3 separate regions of the Homo sapiens genome follow, and regions 1 and 2 are each linked to region 3. Evidence: chromatin contacts called from ENCODE Hi-C or POLR2A ChIA-PET data. All regions are on one chromosome and are shown on one strand. Each heading gives the region's core, a stretch centred on a gene start or an enhancer-like site at or near the end of the contact. The rest is flanking DNA. Distances are from core to core; before and after follow the strand shown.

The links. A loop is a pair of places that touch in the nucleus more often than their neighbours do. ChIA-PET counts read pairs that join two places held with the same protein, here RNA polymerase II (POLR2A). Pooled maps may share reads with other maps.
Region 1: a pooled map shows a loop between it and region 3 (5-fold over the local background). The contact joins the promoter of ZNF780A here to the promoter of SERTAD1 in region 3. A Hi-C loop is called at or near these places in 5 of 50 pooled maps. POLR2A ChIA-PET finds 5 or more read pairs at or near these places in 2 of 52 experiments (B cell and BJ).
Region 2: a pooled map shows a loop between it and region 3 (4-fold over the local background). The contact joins the promoter of NUMBL here to the promoter of SERTAD1 in region 3. A Hi-C loop is called at or near these places in 4 of 50 pooled maps. POLR2A ChIA-PET finds 5 or more read pairs at or near these places in 2 of 52 experiments (PC-9 and WTC11).

What each region holds. Positions count from the first base shown.
Region 1 is chr19:40,089,581-40,092,280 of GRCh38, forward strand. ZNF780A (zinc finger protein 780A) reads right to left here and starts at 1,363. Exons shown (of 6, transcript NM_001142578.2): 1 at 1,326-1,363; 2 at 586-655. RefSeq lists an enhancer at 1,096-1,637 and a silencer at 1,185-1,514.
Region 2 is chr19:40,689,382-40,692,081 of GRCh38, forward strand. NUMBL (NUMB like endocytic adaptor protein) reads right to left here and starts at 1,270. Exons shown (of 10, transcript NM_004756.5): 1 at 1,079-1,270. The coding sequence starts at 1,102. COQ8B (coenzyme Q8B) reads right to left here. Exons shown (of 15, transcript NM_024876.4): 15 at 2,149-2,700. The coding sequence ends at 2,654. RefSeq lists enhancers at 1-500, 174-223, 1,439-2,376 and silencers at 1,063-1,402, 1,723-1,962.
Region 3 is chr19:40,424,601-40,427,300 of GRCh38, forward strand. It overlaps SERTAD1 (SERTA domain containing 1), which reads right to left and starts at 1,392. Exons shown (of 2, transcript NM_013376.4): 1 at 1,267-1,392. RefSeq lists an enhancer at 1-717 and a silencer at 760-849.

The sequences.
Region 1 (2,700 bases), core at 113-2,612, 340 kb before region 3:
CTATTCTTAACCACAACAGTGTACTGCCTCTCACAGTACACACACACACACACACACACACACTCACACACACACGCCTAAAACACAACTGGAGCTGCCAAACCTCAGAGAGATCTGGCAAGTATTACAAATATCATCTCATGGACTCCCTGGAAAAATCCTGGCTCTTGTTGATACCAATTTCTGTGCGGTCACTTTTCCACTACCGAATGCCTCACAGGCAATGGAGATCATCCAACCATCTCCATTCTTCCCTGTTTTGAAAAGGAGGTCTGTAAAGACCAACTGATGTCTAGTGTGTGATTCCACCTAAACACTAATCTCCTCCTTCCCAAATATGGGTCTAAAATGGAGCTTTAATATTAACTACTGGAGGTGTATTTCTATACCAGCTTCGAAAAAGAGAGCGCACAGGAAGGTGTGAACGATTTGCCAAATTGTTTTGTGACTATTAAGTGGAAAGGTGAAGGAGGGGGCACGAATCAATTTGCATATCCCCCTAGTTTCACTGAAAATTTAAGGGGAAATCTCAATATTCTAAAATCAAAAACGCATGTCTTGAACAAATACAAAGCACAAACTCACCCTTGACTTTAGGTGTGCAGCAGTAACGCTCTCATCCTCCTCCAGGTCCTTCTTTTGGATAAAAATACGACTGGAGAAGGATACGGCAAGCGTGAGACTCCAGGCATTTCTTGGAGCGCAGACTAAGTTTGAAAACACCCTCCCTCCATAGCCACAATTTCCCTCACTTCACACGAAATAGGAAGGAAGTAAAAGGAAGAGGAATCGATTCAACCAGTACAACCAGTTTGGAGCTGGTTTCTGGGGACAGAGCTCTGAGGACGCTGTGGTTCTCAACATGTAGCTGCCCCCCTGGGGAACACTCGGGGGCACTTCTGCGCTTTCTTGTGTAAAGCTTCATTCTCGGCTCAATATCTGACCTCCCTACTGGGGCCATTCCTCTGCTGCAGTCCCCGCAGCTGTGAAGCGGAAAGAGGGAGGAAGCAGCAGGAGCCTAGGGGCACCGGCACAGTGTCACTCAGCAAAGTGCGCTGCGTCCACACGCCCTCCCGGGCCTGTGCATAGAACCTCACGCACACACTCACAGTCCCCTCCGTCACTCATGATCTCACAATCCCCCTCCTCTGATACCCGCGCACACACACGCCTGGGGATCCGGCAGATCCCGTCTGCACCCCCGGGTTCCTACTCTGAGCGCCTCCCCCTAGGCCACCCGCACTGTCGGGTCAGTCAGGCTGGAGCCCCAATCCGCAGAGATCTCCCGCAGCCACAGATCTCTTCCTCAGACGTGAAGACCTTACCCCGCTATGTCGTCGACCCCGGAGACCGGAAGTGGACTGGCGCGGTGGCCGCTGGGAAATACAGTCCCGAACAGAAAAAGCCTCAGAAGCCTTGAGCTGTGATCCGTTCAGGTTGATCCCAGCATACTATGGGGGCTGACCCCTAAGGGAGCCGAGCCTAGTGGATTCGTGGGAGTTCCAGCCCGCGGGGTGCACAGGTTGTTGCCATGAGCAAGGATCCCCATGTGAGAAGAGCGTTTCCCTCTCGGAGCGTCAGTATAATTTACTTTTTCTCTCCATGGAGAATGCAAATGAGCAGAACTTTTAAAGAAGAAAGAAGAATTTAAAGTAAAATTATGTCAACATGTAGGTGCTTTAACTCCTTTGTCTCAGACCCCAGCGATAGGCTTCCACTTCTCTGTGCTATTTGAAGGGGACTTAGGATAAATTTGAAAAGCTTGAACTAAAGAATTGGTTGGTTATATACTAGGAGAGGAAGTGTGGTTCACATTGGAGATTTCAGAATCAAATGTCCTGGATTCTTCGAGACAATGTTCCTGTTATCTGGAGAGAAAAACGTGATTCAGGACGACATGGAAACGGATAAAAATACACAGATAATTACTTGCCTTATCTTGAAGGATGAATAATTAACACTTTGTTAAAATAGTATAAACAAATGCAAAAAAGGGCTTGCTTTTCCTAGGAAGAGCCTGATTTCACTGTTGTAGTCTAACAATATTTAACTTTCAAAATCATTTTTCTAGTTTCCTATGCTACATAAGGAGGAAACATGTAATAATAAAGAGCAAAACGTCTTTTCATTCCAGAATTGTGACAGAAAACAAATAAGATGATTAACTCAACCATATCAATAATCACATTAAATGTAAATGGTCTAAACACCTTAATTTAAAAAGATTGTCAGATTGGATTTTTTAAAAAGTCAGACCCAAATGTGCATCAATGATAGACTGGATTAAGAAAATGTGGCACATATACACCATGGAATACTATGCAGCCATAAAAAGGATGAGTTCATGTCGTTTGTAGGGACATGGATGAAGCTGGAAACCATCATTCTGAGCAAACTATCGCAAGGACAGAAAACCAAACACCAAATGTTCTCAGTCATAGGTGAGAATTGAACAATGAGAACACTTGGACACAGGGTGGAGAACATCACACACCGGGGCCTATAGTGGGGTCGGGGGAGGGGGAAGGGATAGCATTAGAAGATATACCTAATGTAAATGACGAGTTAATGGGTGCAGCACACCAACATGGCACATGTATACATATGTAACAAACCTGCACTTTGTGCACATGTACCCTAGAACTTAAAGTATAATAAAAAAAGATAATTAAATAAATAAATAAACAAAAAGTCAGACCC
Region 2 (2,700 bases), core at 20-2,519, 260 kb after region 3:
GGTCACAGACACAATCATAGACACCACCACAAGCACACACACACGACACAGGATTCCTCAGTCACCAGCTGCAGCGTACGCGTGCACACACACACACACATACACAGCCACAGTCACACAAACACAGGGCACACTCCTAGCCACCTCCCCATCGCTTGCTTCCCCCCTTCCCCCCAGGTACCACACACAAAGCCGCCGTCACCGTCACCGCAGACACTGCAGACAGACAGGGCTGCACCCGGTCCCTGGGGAGCCGCCCCCAGCCCAGCCTGTATCCTGGAGCCTGAGGGCCAGGTCCAGGAGGGGGAAGCGGTGCATTGTCTGCGGGTGGGGCCACTCTTGGACAGCTGGGCAGCCCTGGGGACAAAGGGGGTGGCCTAGGGATCCTGTGCCCTGGGACCCATGACCAAGCCAGGGGGTGGAGGGATTGGGGGTTGCCTGAAATTGTCCTTATTTTATTCAGGCTGGGGTGGGGTGGAGTCCCAGGCACAGGGACCTTGTTTTGAGAAGTGGCTGTGCCTGGGACTCCGCCCAAGGATTGGGGGGATGCTGTGCCCAGGGTGCCTCTGAGACCTGGGGGCAGGCTGTGCTTGGAGTCCCCCTAGGCCTTGGCGTGGTGGGAACGCTGTACCCAGTGACCCCATCCTCGAGACCGTACCTAGGCAGTTGTTGTGCTGAGACCCCCTTAGGCAGGGAGAGGTAGGGATTGTGTCTGGAATCGCGTCCTGGAGGCCTTGGTTTGATACGGGGGCTGTGTCCCCGACCCCATCTCCATCCCCATCTAGTTCTAGGAGTTGTACCTAGAATCTCTGTACCCCTGTCCTTGGTTTTGTGGGGGGTCTGTGTCCAGGATCCCTATTTCCAGGGCCTTGGCAAGAGATGGCCCAGGGGTCTGTGCCCAAGACCCCGGTCTCCTGGGCTTTGGCTTGTTGGGCCTGTTCCTGGACCCCCACCCGGGACCACCCTCTCCAGCCTTGGCACCCTCTCTCCATCCGGGCGCCGCGGCCGCCTCCCACCCTCCGCCACATCAGCAGCGGCGCCGCCCCCGACCCGAGCCCCCCTCTCCCGCCCTTCTCACGCTGGCCGCCGCGCTGCGGGACATCCAGGGCCCGGGCGCCCCCGCCTCCCGCGGCCCTGGCTGGGCCTGGCTCCCCGACTGCTGCTGCTGCGGTGGTGGCGGCGGCAGCTCGGTCTGACGCCGGCCAGGGCCCGGGGCCGGGGGATGGTGCGGGATGCACGCGCGCGAGCCTCCTCGGCTCCCGGGAGGATTCCGTTCCGGGGGCGGGGGAGCGTCCCTCGGCCTCGGCTCCCCGCCCCGACCCCGCCCATTGGCCCGCCGCCTGCCGTATATGCAGAAAGGTCCCGCCCCGCCCCGCCCCTTGGCCTGAAGACCCCGCCCACACGCAGACACCATCCCGCCTTCCCCGGCGCGGCCACCGCCCCGCCACGCCCATTGGCCAGTCCCGAGCTGAGCATGCCTATGAACATCGCCGAGTCCTTTCCCCCGGTCCGTCCTGGCCTGGGCTCCCTTTCCCTCCGTGACACCTGACCTCAGATCCCCTCCAGCTCCGCGTCCGAAAGAGTTGCTTCTAGAGGCGCCTTGCCGCCCCACACCCCCAAATCTTCCCGCTAACCCCATGGTTCCCCAGCCCGGCGGGGGCGGGCAGGAGCGGTGACGAGGCACTTTTTGCAAGGAAGGGGAGGGGGTGTGAACAGACCAAGGCGTCCTGATGCGCGATCGGTTCGGCTTTGGGAACGGGGGCGCCGGGGTGGGACCAGGGCGCGGTTCTGGCCGCTACGGCGCCCCCGCCGCCCCCTACGCCAATCCTGTGGGTTTGGCAAAGCAGCTGGCAGGGACATTAGAGCCCATTAGTAAAGGCGAGGTTGCCAGGAGTGAGGGGAGGGAGCCCGCAGCCAAGAGGCACTGTGTGTGTGGGAGGCCTCAGCTGCCACAGCCCTTAGAGCAGGTGGTCAGCACGTGGGGGGGGGTGGGGAAGGCGAGAAGGAGGTTCCCGGCAACAGATGGCACAGGCAGGGCTGAGGCTTTCAGACAAGGGGGTGCAGGGGGGCTGGCCATCTGCACCTGGAGGCCGCTGGCGAGCTCCTCCCCCTCTCCCCCCAACCCTAGCGCAGAGAAAAGAGCTGGGGGAAGGGGAGGGCTGCTTTTATTCCGATTGAAGATTCAGCTCCCCCCCACCCCGCACCCCTACCTCTCCAACACACTGAGAGGCTGGAACCCGGGAGAAGGCAGCTGTTGGAGGAGCGAGGGAGGCAGAGGTGAGGACTGCCTCCAGGACCATCTCGCCTTCCACGGGAGGCTTGAGGCAGAGGTGAGGGCTCCCCCTGATGAGTCTGATCTGCATAACGACATGCAGCGGCCCAAGGCTCCCTCAAATGTTGGCAAAGATAAGTTAACCGCTTCCCTGGCTTAGTTTTCGGATACCCACTTTCGAGTGGGGAGGTGCAGGATCTAGGGCACGAAGTTGGGAGTTCCCCAGCCCCAGGGATCCTGAGCTCCTGGGCCAAGGAGGAGAGCCAGGCAAGACTGGGAAGCCCAAGGGGGCTCCTCTGACCCAGGGCAGACGGGGAAGGGATAAGAGGCACTACAGCAGGGTACGGCCTGCTCTGGGGACTGAATCCCCCATGGAGGCTGTCATGAGGGATCCACCCAGGAGTCCCCTTTGGTGGGGAGGCTGCCGG
Region 3 (2,700 bases), core at 142-2,641:
GATCATCAGAGAAGGCTCCTGTAAGGAGGTGACATTTGAATGGAGCCCTCAGGCCAGAGAAGTCAGCCATGGGAGACCCTGGGAAAAGCATTCCGGGAGGAGGGAACAACAAAAAAAGGCAGAGAAAAGCCCAGAGGCTGGATGGGCTTGAACTGGAAAGAGACCAGCATGGGTGGCACACAGAGAGTGACATGGTAGGAGACCAGATTGGGGAGCAGCTAGGGGAACGGGCACAAGCCAGGTCACAGAAAGCCACATATGCAGAAGTAGGGAGTTTGGATTTTATCCTGAGTGTGGTGGGCAGTCATTAAAGGAATTTGAGCAGGGAGGGAATGGTGCTGTGAGCTGATTAGGTTTCCGGAAGATCCCCCCCATGGCTGCTTCGAGGAAGACTGTGGGGGGCAAAAAGAGGGGGGATCTGAGACCCACTGGTAGGCTGTACTCGTTTGGGACGGACGATGGTGATGGCCTGGAGTAGGAGCTGGTAGTGGCATGGAAGGAAGTCGGTCGAGTCAGGACTTATTTGGGAGGCAGAATAGACAGGGCTTGTCGGGAAATCGTGATCGGCACCGGGTTCAGTCACTGAGATAAGTTTGAGGGTCCACTGTTCTTGGAGTGGCGGGGGTAGGGCTGGAGTTTTGGACTCCTGGCGCTACCTACTTTTTTGGGCCAGGAAGACTGTAGAGTCCAGTTTCGGAACCCTGCCTAGCAAGATTTTAAGAATGGCCCACCACACTACTCAAAACAGGGTCTTCGTCCCCTTCCCCGCAGTCCGGGGAGTCCGGAACCGCAGGAATTCCGCCCCCACCCCCGACTCCGCCCCCGGGTCCCGGCGCCCCCTAGCGGTGCCCAGGCCGGCTTTCCCCCGGGGATTCTGGCCCCTCTGACCCCAGGACCCCTTCTACTGCCCCGATTCCCGGCTGTGATTCCTGCCGGCCTCCCGGCGCCGTGCGAGCCGGGACCCCTGGCGGGCTGTTCTCTGCGCCCGGCCTCCGCTCGCTTCCGGCAGTGGAGGCGGCTCCTCCCGAAGCGGCGGCGGCGGGGGCGGGTGAGTCACGCAGCCGGAGCCAAGAAGCCGGCGCCTCCGCCCCCTTCTCGGACTGCGGCGTGATTCACCCGGCCCGGCCGGGGCAGACAGCACGTAGAGGTCCGTGCGTCTCGATCCCGGGCAGCCCCGGCGGGCACCTGTCGGACCCAGGGATCGAACTCTGTGAAGGACCCGGCCGCTGGTAGCCCTTCTGTTCCCAGGCCCCTTCATTTACATACCTTGCTCACTAGCGGCCAATCAGAACGAAGAGGTAGCCACCCACAACCAATCAGGAAACGGCGGCGGCAGCATCGCTTGTTGGCTGTCCTCCGGAAACCCGCGCCTGGGTCGCGAGACGCAGTTCTGACTCCGGCTCACGACTCCAGACTCCTAACTACCCTTAGCGACCGCCCACTCTCGTGGCTGCCCCGCCCTCCGCCCCAGGGATTGGCCCTGCATGGTGATGGGCGGAGCTTGTAGGGGGCGGATTCTGAAGGAGGGGCTTCAGGGCGCATGCCCGGGCAGCTGCGCGAGTGAGGGGTGGAAAGAGGTGGCTTTTTACTCCGGGGAACGGTGGCGAGTGGGGGCTTTTGCCTCTCAAAATACGAGCCCCTCACAACTACCCATGCACCTGCCAAACCCGGCAATTAAGCTTCTTACACATCCAGCCCCGACAGGGGTCTACACTACAGATAATGCCCGGGTTCAAATTCCGACTCCGGATTCCCCACTCACTGGATGCGTGACCTTGGAAAAATGATCAACCTCTTCAAGCTACACAAAGTTAAATGGGGATCGTCTTGCCTACCTCTTGACAGGATACTTTAAGTAGGATCGTATCTATAAGAACACAATACCACACTCAAGCAATGCTGGACAGTTGGACTTAATTGTGGTTAAAGGCGGGAGTGAGGTGGGAGTGCGATACCAACGGAATCACATCCCGGGCTCCATTCCCTAAGCAGCTGTGTGACCTGCGGCAAGTGTTTTAATCCCTTCTGGTCTGTTTCTCCTTTAAAATGAGAGAAAATAGCGCCTAGTTTACAGGATTGTTTTTAAGGATTAAATTAATTCATGAAAAATCTTCAGAGTGGGGTGCAACATGTTTTGTGTTTTTTTTTTTTTTTTCATTTTATTTATTTATTTATTTATTTATTTGAGACAGATTCTCACTCCGTCGCCCAGGCTGGAGTGCAGGGGCACGATCTCGGTTCACTGTAACCTCCGCCTCCCAGGTTCAAGCAATTATCCTGCCTCAGCCTCCCGAGTAGCTGGGACTACAGGCGTGCGCCACCACGCCCGGTTAATTTTTGTATTTTTAGTAGAGATGGGGTTTCACCATGTTAGCCAGGCAGGTCTCAAACTCCTCACCTCAGGTGATCCGCCCTCCTCGGCCCCTGAGTGTTGGGATTACAGGCGTGAGCTACCGCGCCCAGCTGCTTATTATTTTTTTCTTTACTTTTTATTTTATTTTATTTTGCTTTTGAGACAGGGTCTCGCTCTGTCACCCAGGCTGAAGTGCAGGGGTGCCATCTCGGCTCACTGCAGCCTCCCAGGTTCAAGCCATCCTCCTGCCTCAGACCCCCAAGCAGCTGGGACTACAGGCGCACACCACCATGCCTGGTTAGCAACGTTGTTTCTTTGTTAGTAGTAATAGCTGTTGTAATAAGACA